Regions from separate parts of the Mus musculus genome. Here region 2 is linked to region 1. A link is a loop called in an ENCODE intact Hi-C map of the cell type or tissue named here. Cell type or tissue: left cerebral cortex. All regions are shown on one strand. Each heading gives the region's core, and the rest is flanking DNA. Links, peaks and the distances in the headings are about the cores only.

Region 1 (5,376 bases), core at 102-5,101:
CTCTCCAGGCTGGATGCTGCCAGCCTCTGGTGTTTGGCTATCTTGCTGTTACATCAGTCTGGAATTAGAAAGGAGGACAAAATGGTCTCAGCCAGGTCTGGAATAGCAGCTTAGCTATTTTCTTCTGAGGAAATTGAGTGAAGAACTCATCAAATGCTAAACATCTTCGAGCCCACCCAATGTGCAAAGTAGCTTTGCATATTATTACTGGTCTGCTCAAAACAGCAGGCAGTTTAATGGGAAAGACAAGCGTTTACTTAACCTACTATAGAATATCAAATACTGTGATGAGAAGGAACAAAAACTAAATAACAGAGAACAAGTTCTGAGTTAAAGTGCTGTCACAGGTCAGGGCTAGGCTTAGGGCCATGGTCTCATGGGACTAGAGTTGTTCATTGCATAGTGCATCAGTGAGTCTTAGGTGCTGTGTTCTGTAAGCTCGCCCTCTGTTCTTTGATAAGGACTAGAACTCCTTAGTGCATGACATAGCCCCAGGCCCCCACATCTGATCATGTGATTGCTGTGCATAGCAAGGTAGAAGACGGAACACAGTCAAGTCATTAAAGCCTAAATGGTCACCTACAGCAAGTGTAACCTGGTGAGTGGTAGAGGCTCTGACCCATGTGTCAGGCTATCCACAAATACCAGCCAAAAAGCAAAGATCAGGCCAAGGGTGAGGCTGGGGCCTCGATCTTCACTTTGAGATCTCAGAAGGAAGCTGGGCACGCCTTCTCGCACTCCTTCTCCGGCGTGTCTACTCGGAGAGTGGGCTTGTCAGAAGATGCCTGCTAGGAACGAGTCAGATTTTTGTGCAGTTTATTCTGTCTTCCTTTAGAAGCAACCTTACCTATGTGATAATTTCTCAAACAGTCCCAAGGCATGCAGGGAAAGAGTTAGAGGAGACTTGCCATCCTTGGAAGCTCCAGAGGGGAGAGGGTGGAGTGACCTGGAGGCAGATTTCTAGTCTAAGAGTAGCAATCATTGATGGGTTGGGAAGTCCTCCGCTGGGCTCTGTGTGGACTCACAGGGCACCCTTTAGGAAACTATCCAGACAGTCCTAGCATGCCCAAGCAGGGACACTGCAGAAAGGAGTCCACTCTGGAGGAAAGGATGGATGGAGGTCCTGGATGTTTAGCCTGTGCTCTGCAGAGGAGCTTCAGCAATCTTCGTGGCTATGGCGCGTAGGGAGGGAAAGTCCAGCGGTTGGAACACGGTTCTGTTTTCTGCATTGGGGTTCTGTCTTAGGTGGTTTGCGTGTCACTGTGATCGATAACCTGGCAGAAATAAATGATGGGAAATAAGCATTATTTTGGTTCAGGGTTTCAGGAGGTAGGAGTCCATCACAGTGAGGAAAACCTAGCAGAGTTACTCAAGTCGGTTGGATCAAAGGCTTAGAGAGAGCTACAACCAGGGCTTACCCCTAGTGACCCACTTCTGCCAGCTAGCCCTTATCTTCTAAAGACTCCACAGCGTCTTAAAATAGCCCAGTAAGTTGAGGAATACACATTCAAAACCTGAGTCTATAAAGGACATTTCAGATCTGAATCGCAACAGCTTCACTAATAATGAGGGAACTGGTAAGGTCTTGTGACCTGTTCAAAGGGTGGACCAGGGAATGAACAAACTGATAGAAGATCAATATTGAAATCAGTGTGCTAAAGGTAACATCCGTGGCTTCTTCCACGGTGGATGCCATGGCTGGTTTTATGTCAACCTGACCCAAGCTAAAGTCATCGGAAAGAAAGTCTTCCATAAGATTCAACTGTAAGGCATTTTCTTAATTAGTGACTGATGGGGGAGGGCCCAGCTCATTGTGGGTGGTGCCATCCCTGAGCTGGTGGTCCTGGGTTTATAAGAAAGTAGGCTGAGTAAGCCAGGAGGCAGCACCCCTCCACGGCCTCTGCATCAGCTCCTGCTTCCAAGTTCCCGCCCTGCTTGAATCCCTGTCCTGAGTTCCTTTGATAACGAACAGTGACATCAGTGACAGCACTCTGGCTTCTGGCATCTCACTGTTTCCCCTTCAGGCTTCCCACCATTCTGCCCTGATGTCCACTCCTCAGGGCCCAGCTTCTCTTAGAAATGCTCCCTTCAGCAACTGGCCATGCAAGCTTCCTAAAGGCTTGCTTCTGGCTCTTTCATCCAGTCACCTCTTTCCGCTATAGCTATGCCTCAGTTATGCCTTTTCCTATTTACAAACCTTTACAGGCCCTCCCCTTCTTCGTTAAACGTCCCCCCTACTCTCCTTTCCATTTTGCAGGGAATAATAGGAGTTATTGACAAGAGCTTCTAGAATTGCCCCACCTTCCTTCCAACATAAAAAAGCCATCCTTCCAGGACTCAAAAGGCTTCCTCTCCTCCTGCCTTCAGGCCTCTGCCTCCTGCCAATCATGTATCCCTTTCCCTCCTCTGCATTTTTGATCCTCTCTCCATTCATTTTACCTTAGGAGCACTTTCTAAGAATGCCTTCAAAAGTCGTCCATGGTGGATGTTGAGATCCACTAACAGGCGCCCCCTTCTGGACAGAAATATATATTACCTGATCCCACTTAGTTGCTGACAGCATAGAGCTCAGTCCCCTATGGGAACTACCAAGGATAGCTAGTGCCGGGGCGGTGATGGCACACGCCTTTAATCCCAGCACTCGGAGGCAGAGGCAGGCAGATTTCTGAGTTCTAGGCCAGCCTGGTCTACAGAGTGAGTTCCAGGACAGCCAGGGCTATACAGAGAAACCCTGTCTCGAAAAACCAAAAATAAATAAATAATAAAAAAAATAATAATGATAAAACAAAAACAAGGATAGCTAGCTAGCTGCCTGAGCCACACTAACATCCATTTTCAGGGCACGCCTCATCCAATGACTGATAAGGAAGCCTCGGGTTTATTTATTAAATAAGATTAGTAAGCCACACAGACGCAGATATGATTGTCCCAACAGGAGAGTTTGAGTTCACACGTCCCAACTTACGTTAGTGAAAGTGCCTTTGAAGCTGAGCATTGGCTTCCCATACGTGGATCCCTGGGATCAAATCCCAGCACACTCAAAAAGAAAACCAAGAACCTTTATTGTGACTTCTACTGAAAACACTAATAAGGCAAAACAATGTCCTTTGGCTCCACTTGACCAGTTTTGATGGCTTTAGGGTGTTCCTCTCTCTGGGTGTCAGAACCTGCCCTAAGGCATGATTAGGTAACAGTGGGTAAGCACAAATGAAATGAATGGAAAGCCTAGGGCTTGAGTTGTTGTAAATGTAAAAGCTGTTCTCCTGGGTTGGAGAGATTTGGCTGCTCTGCCAGAGGTCCTGAGTTCAATTCCCAGCAACTGCATGATGGCTCAGAGCCATCTATAACTCGATCTGATGCCCTCTTCTGGCATTCGAGTGTACATGCATTTATACACTAAAATAAATAAATAAGTAAGTAAATAAATAAATAAATACATTGTTTTTAAAACTGTGTTGTGGGGTGGAGGGAGTGTCATTTTTCAGCTCTAAGACTCACCAGCCGTCTCTCAAGGGTCAGCAACCTCACTCCATATCAAAGCATCAGAGACAAACAAGAACTAGAAAGATGTGATACAAGTAGGTAGAGCAAGGCTCTCCTCCCTTCTCATAGTTCTGATGGAAGGATGACTGAAGGACCACCGCAGATCTTCAGCTCCAGCTAGCTTTGCAAAGCACTTTTTAATCTCTGCATCACAGGCCCACTCTCCCAGCGGCTCCATCCACGCTGCTTCCCCCACTCAACAATCTCCCTAAGAACTTCCCTGCCTGCAAACACTCTTATTGGTATCTGTTTCCCGGGGAACCAATATAGACACTCTCTACACCCCCACAACCCCACTAACCACCGATCCCCACCTCTCCTTTTTTTTCCCCCACAGCCAAACATCTTGGAGGAAGAACCCCTTACTATCCCTGGTTTCCCCGTGTTCCAGTTGCCTTCCACACCTCCATGGGTCAAGGCTAGCACACTACCTTGCATGTGGACACCTCAATGCAGAAGACACACTGCCCACATGCTGGACTCTGTGTGGGCTGACACTTGGCCACTGGGTACTTCGAGTCTCTGGCTGTTACTACACCTTCCACCTCCTAGTGGGTCCTTCTCCTCTCTTGTGTAGACAGGTTGGCCCAGTTGCTTGAGCAAGCCCTTACAGCCATGACTTACGTATCTTTTTTATTTATTTATTTTATGTATATGAGTACACTGTAGCTGTCTTCAGACACACCAGAAGAGGGCACCAGATCCCATTGCAGATGGTTGTGAGCCACCATGTGGTTGCTGAGAATTGAACTCAGAACCTCTGGAAGAGCAGTCAGTGCTCTTGACTGCTGAGCCATCTCTCTAGCGCCATGACTTACACATCTGTGTTGGAACTCTTGCCCTGCTCAGCTAACTGTGGCTTGGACAGCCCCACTTGAATACTTCTCAGGTATCTCAGGCTTGAACTCGAGTGAGACAGGATGGTCTCCTGTAAGTTTTCTCTTCCATTCTCCTTGGTCTTAGTGTCCATCCACCCAGCACCCTAATCTCAGATTTGGAGTATCAGCTACAATGGCTCAGTTTCTTCCCCTGTTCCAGTCCTTTTGAGACTCTTATCTGAACATTACGGCTGACTTACCCACTGGGCACAGTGAGGAGGGGTCATGGTTCATATAGGGATCTGCACAACTGTTTTTATTTAAAAAAAAAAAAAGCTAGAGAAAGCACCCAAGGAGCTGAAGGGGTCTGCAACCCTATAAGTGGAACAACAATATGAACTAACCAGTACCCCCAGAGCTCGTGTATCTAGCTGCATATGTAGCAGAAGATGGCCTAGTCGGCCATCATTGGGAAGAGAGGCCCCTTAGTCATGTAAACTTTATATGCTCCAGTACAGGGGAATGCCAGGGCCAAGAAGTGGGAGTGGGTGGGTAGGGGAGCAGGGTGGGGGGAGGGTATAGGGAACTTTCAGGATAGCATTTGAAATGTAAATGAAGAAAATATCTAATAAAAAATTGAAAAAAATAAATAAATAAACAAGAAAAAAGTAACATGGTTTATCCTGGAGTATATTTATCTCTGTGCCAAATGTAAGCATCAAATGTAAGGTTTGTGTGTGTGTGTGTGTGTGTGTGTGTGTGTGTGTGTATGCACACACACATGTATGTAAGTACATACAGAGGTCAAAGGACAACCTTGGTGTCCTTCCTCAGTACAGACAGGGTCCCTCTCTGGTCCTGGGCTCGCCCGACACTTGGGCAGTCTGTCTGATGACCAAGCTCCAGGAATCCACCTGTGTCCACCTTCCCAGTGCTAGGATTCCAAATGAACACCATGGGTTTTCACAGATTCAGGTCTTCAGGCTTGCAAAGCAAGCATTTCATCAACTAAGCT
Region 2 (5,376 bases), core at 69-5,068, 61 kb before region 1:
CCCTTTAGATAGATAGATAGATAGATAGATAGATAGATAGATAGATAGATAGATATTTGTTCTATACATTCTCTTACTCTAGAGAACCCTGGATAATACAGATTCCATTAGCTTCTTTGAGTCAAACCAAAATTAGATTCTGTGAGAAAAAGAAGAAAATAAGCAAATTTATCTGGAAGTTATGGAACGGAAGATGGGGTGGGGGTTGACAGAACCTTTCCCTTTGACTCTGTGTGACCTTGAGCTTGTTAGGTGACATGCCTGGACCTTACCTGGTTGTGTTTAAAATGAGAATAATCATAGTGTCTCTTTAAGACCAGATAAGGATCTCAAAATAAATTCACACAGCCTGATTTCTGGAATAGGGATGCTCTCTACACCTGCTTAATATTGGAATTATGGTCTGGACCTCGGGGATCTATTCTGCCCCTATAAACTCATCAAGTAGATGTCATGTCCACTACCGCTTCCAAGCCAGCTTTCCTCATGAGGTAGAAACAGTCCCTAAATAGCCAGGCAGTGAGGAGACTCCCTGTACTCAGCCCTTTGGCCACAGGGCAGGAGGTTCCCTGACCATTCACCCTGAACTGACTATCCTTTCTTTCCTGTCCTTGGCCATCTGGATGAAGTCAGCTGGCTTGGAACAGGTTGCTGGTGCATAACTGGTGCGTAGTTCTTCTGTTATATCATTATGGATCAAACCCTCTACTTAGCTCGATGTGGAGAGACCCGTGCTTAGGGACACTCTGAGAAGGGGCTGTGCTGGAGTCGCTGCAGAAAGATCCCATCTCTCCGTCATGCTTGTACACTTTTTTTTTTCCATCAGGGTCAGATCCTCTGTGCCCTCTAACTGGGTAAATAGGTCCCTGAGACTTGAATGCTTACATGGGGACAGCTTAGATGTCCTAAGACAGAGAATATAGCCAATTACTATGTCATTCCTGGGTACCACAGATGAGAACCGGAGGTACATAGTATAGTCCTAGAGCCAATATATTAGAAAATACACCGGGAAGGATGGAGAGAGGAGAAGGTGCGATGTCCGGGAAGCCTGACATCGGTGGTTTAGCCTTGTGTCTGTGTATCGTGTACGGGCACAGCACAGCCAGGAGGCTCACAGGTCAGCCCAGTGCAAGCCTAGTACACCTGTGGGTGACTCACCTCCCTGGCCTGACACACAGAACCTGCCAGGACAACTGCACTCATGGGTAACAAGGGCTTTCTGTGTAAAGCATCCACAGCATCTGCTTGATGTATCGCTGCAGAGCTGGCTGATTGCATAAACATTGCCTGCGGGACACCTGCAGTGTTTGACAATAGGAGTCAGAGTGGCTCCCGGAGGATGCTGGGAAAGGCACCTGGAGATCCAACAGCATCGAGATCAGTTGTCTGCCCCACTGGAGACTAGATGACTTCAACACCCGTGTATCACATCAGTCAACACACAGGATTATTACCTTCTCAGCTGAAACAGCTAGGCCCAGCCTGGCAGGCGGGAAAGCTGGCAGATCCAGCCATCCCTATATCCTCCAAACTAACGTGGCTGACACAGACAGCTTGAGACCCTTGCTGCTTCAGGCTGGATGTCTGCAGGTGAGGTAGCTCCTGAGAGGGTGCAAGCGGAGGAGTTGAGGGTGGCATCTGAAGAGGGCCAGTTCCCTCGGATTCCAGATAACTGGCTCGTGGGTGCCTCTACCTGACGTTCCAGAGATCAGATCAGCATGCACTTATAGGGAGACACTAGACGCTCAGAACTCCCCGAAGGAGCTGTGCTGAGGCTGCAGAAGGCTCCCGTGTCTGGGTCACACTCTCATGCTTTTTTACACTTTTTTGCATCAGTTTACCTGACGCGCCAAGTCAGTGAGATTGCTGCAACGAAGGCTGTGAGTCAGCCTAGAAGCTCACACATCCGACATCGTTGCTGCAAAGTACAGAGAGAGAAGAGGGCTTCCCTGGAAGGCCTGGGTCCTGGTCTCCAAGCATCTCCTCTTCCAAGCTCCTCACCAGGGTTCTTCACTCCTGGCCAAGCTGGAGTAGAACCCAGGACCCGCTGACTGGAGTGTACATTCCCTGAACTCTCCAAAGAACCAAAGATACAGACAGAATGTATAGGACGGAGCTCAGAAGCAATGGGGGGATGGGATGGGACAAAGATGACTCATGACTGGCCCTGCCTTTCACGGCATCCTTGCTCATTCACTGCAATGATTACAACGAAGATGCTGTGGACAGACAGACTCCAGAGGCTGGAGGGAAACAGTATGACAGCCAGCCTGATCTCTGAGGACAGAATAATGGAGAGTGGCAAGCACTGGGAACCTGCTTAGGTGCTTCCATCTCATTTTTGGGAAGAGAGAAAGAGAAAGAAAGAGAGAGAGAGAGAAAGAGAGAGAGAGAGAGAGAGAGAGAGAGAGAGAGAGAGAGGGAGGGAGGGAGGGAGGAAGGGAGGAAAGAGAAGGAAGTAAAAAAGGAGAGGAAGGAAGGAAAGAAGGAGGGAGGGAGGAGAGAGGGAGAGAAGGGGGAAGGAAGGGAGGGAAGAGGGAGAGGAGAGAGGGAGGGAGGGAAAGAAGGAGGGAGGGACAGAGGGAGGGAGACCGGTTTCGTACATAGACAATACTGACTTCAAGTCAAGCTTTGGCATAATCTTCCTGTCTCAGAATCTACTCATAGATAATGGAACCATAAGACAGGCAGGTGGGAAAATATCTCCAAATGATGAATAAAAAGCCAGACACCCAAATACAAGGAGCTTACCTAAGCTGGCAAAGTGGAAGCATGTACCCTCTGGAAGGATCGTCAGTGTATTTATTGTGATGTTGAAAGAAGGTACCCAGCATAGGACCTAACTAACCCTGTCAGATCCTCACTGGCTCAAGGTCTCTTGTAGCCTCTAGCCAGTGGCTGAAGATGGTCATAAACTACCTGTCCCTCCTGTCTCTACTTCCTGAGTGCTGAGATTAGAGGCGTGCACCACAATAACCGAATTTTTTGGTTTTGCTTTGTCTGTCTTTCCTGTGGTGCTGCGGGTTGAACCCAGGGCTCCACGCACTTGAGGCAATGGACTGAGCCACAAAACATGTTTGCTCCTGATTCACTCTGCCTCCTGATCCCGGGAACAGCTGGACTGATACAAAGACATCTTTGTGACAAGGTATCAAATGTACTCCTCATGGAACAGATCTCCCCGCATGCCCAAAGGATGGACCAGACACTGCTCCCTAAAGCAGAAAAAACAAACCATTACAGCTCACCACAAAGCCTTGGCAAAACCAGAGCTGAGGTAGCAGGCAGACCTACTGTGCACACCCCAGTCTGCTCCTTTGTTCCACTTTCCTAGAAGATCCCAGAACCCGTGTTCCTGGAAACCCTTTATCTGTTCTTTCCAATGCGAGCGCCTTAATCAAAGCTCCTTTGTCTACTGCTCACTGAGACTCATCTCCCTGGTACACTGGGGCACATGGCTGAGCCTAGTCCACTGGGACTCTCGGAGCCAGGAATTTTGCCCTAAAACTCTGATCACAATGTATTTGATCTGGGAGGCCCAAGTCACCAGCCTGGGAGCACCTAAACCACTTTTGTATTTCTGTGCCCTAGCCCTGACACAAAAGAGACAGGTGATAAGTGGGTTGTACCCAAGTGATTCCTCAAATACCAAAGACAAGGTTTCCCCTTCAGAGAAGAACCCCAGAAGCAGTGAAATGTTTTCTTCTGGGCTGGCATGGCCAACTAAGTCTGGTATGGTGCCTGCAGTGGGCTTACCCAAGACTGGGCCTGTCAATCATGAGTTGGGGAGGAGCTTAGTGGGCCCTATCCCTCCAAGCTGAACTTCTGGTAATGGATGGTTTCTGGGCAGAAGGTCGTCACTGTCATTCTCTGTGTAACCCACTAAGGATCCAACCAGGTTCCAGAGGATTCCTAGTTCCAAACCCGTGGTCACACAGATAATCCTGGTTTAACTCAATGGATCTCAAACAACAACAATGACTAAAATAACAAAGTCACGAGTGTGAGGAGGGACTTGTAAGAGGGCAATAGAGGTAGGAGGGAGGCTAGTGGGACAAGTTATTAGTATTTTAATAACCAGAATAGACATTGAACATTATGAAATGATCAAAGGGTAAACGTATACTTTTTTTAATTTTTAAAGAAAATAAAAAGACTTAAACAAAAACAGAAGCAGGAAACAACTGTGGGACAATCAGTTTCCAATTCCTCAGGTTACAGAAGGCTAAAAAGGTGAAGCCATCTACCAAACTCACACATGGCCACTTAAAACAGAGACAGGACTGGCTCCCAGGCATCCTTCACCACATCGTCCCACACTATTGGGAGAGGACAGACAGAGAGGCACGTACACTGGAGAACGGAGCTGGGTGATTCAGCCCGCATCTGCAGCAGCAATGCAATTATCTCTGAGACCCAAGCACTGGTGGCTGATGGGAGCTGTAATCATCAAAATCCCCTTAGCCTCCCTCCCAGAAAGAAGGAAACAAACGCCTTTCAACGTTCCGCACAAAATACAATGTGTCAAACTCTACTTCTTGGTGGCGGGGCAACTGTTCTACAGTTTTGGTTTTTTTTTTTTGTTTGTTTGTTTGTTTTGTTTTCTGAGACAAGGTCTCACTAATGGGGGTGGGGGTGGGGCTGTCCTGGAACTCACTATGTAAACCAGGCTGGCTTCAAACTCACAGAGATCCGACTGCCTCTGCTTCCTGAGGGCCGAGATTAAAGGTGTGCACCGCCATGCTCTGCTGCTTTTTAGAAATGTTGAGTGTTGCTTCTAATAGGAATAGGTCCACCCGACCAGGAATGGTGACATACCTGGAACCCCAGCACTCGGGGATGGAGGGAAGGAGGATCAGTTCGAAGCCATAGGCGACATAAAGTATTCAAGGTCACAGCCTGGGCTACAAGAAATCTTGTCTCAAACAATCAAATAAACAACGAAACCAGAACTGACATTAAATGGGCCAGAATAGAGCAGATAATGGGGTATCAATGGGCTAACAATGATGAACGTCTGGGTCATGGGCTTTCAAGAAGTTTCAGCTAAGCAGAGAAGCCCAAATTGGTCTCTGTCTACTAGGGGACTCTGGTATGGTTGTAGTCACTTGATTTACTGTCCAGGTGCATGACTCTCACAGGGCTCCTGTGTCTAGGGGCACACAAAGTCACTTGGAGATGGAATAGAGACAGGCTGTGGGTGGCCATCCTACAATTTTAAATAGGTCCCCACCACTGCTATGGCATCTGGATTCTGCTTTCCGGGTAGGGAAGGTGACTTTCCACTCATGAAAACTGGAGGTTCCCCTGAGCTTTGCTATCTTTGAGGCATTTCTGTAAGATGGGAGAACCTCAGCCCTCATGAAGAGTCAC

What was found. Peaks named below come from ENCODE experiments on the same cell type or tissue, not always from the same donor. Only the 100,000 strongest peaks of a DNase experiment are listed, where the experiment ranks them.
Region 2: a loop joins it to region 1, with 2.7 times the contacts of the local background. A loop is called at or near these places in 1 of 42 quality-filtered maps.

Annotation. Positions count from the first base shown.
Region 1 is chr14:69,832,646-69,838,021 of GRCm38, reverse strand. No RefSeq gene overlaps it. Among named protein-coding and RNA genes, the nearest start is that of Pebp4, 5.1 kb to the left of the region's middle. In left cerebral cortex, for the core only: CTCF peaks have their summits at 2,519 (motif pointing left), 3,365 (motif pointing left) and 4,222 (motif pointing right); DNase peaks (open chromatin) are centred at 2,533 and 3,831; H3K27ac peaks cover 322 bases.
Region 2 is chr14:69,893,793-69,899,168 of GRCm38, reverse strand. The region is part of intron 3 of Pebp4 (phosphatidylethanolamine binding protein 4); the gene reads right to left. Among named protein-coding and RNA genes, the nearest start is that of Pebp4, 56 kb to the right of the region's middle. In left cerebral cortex, for the core only: no CTCF peak of the experiment used is centred there; DNase peaks (open chromatin) are centred at 1,890 and 2,102.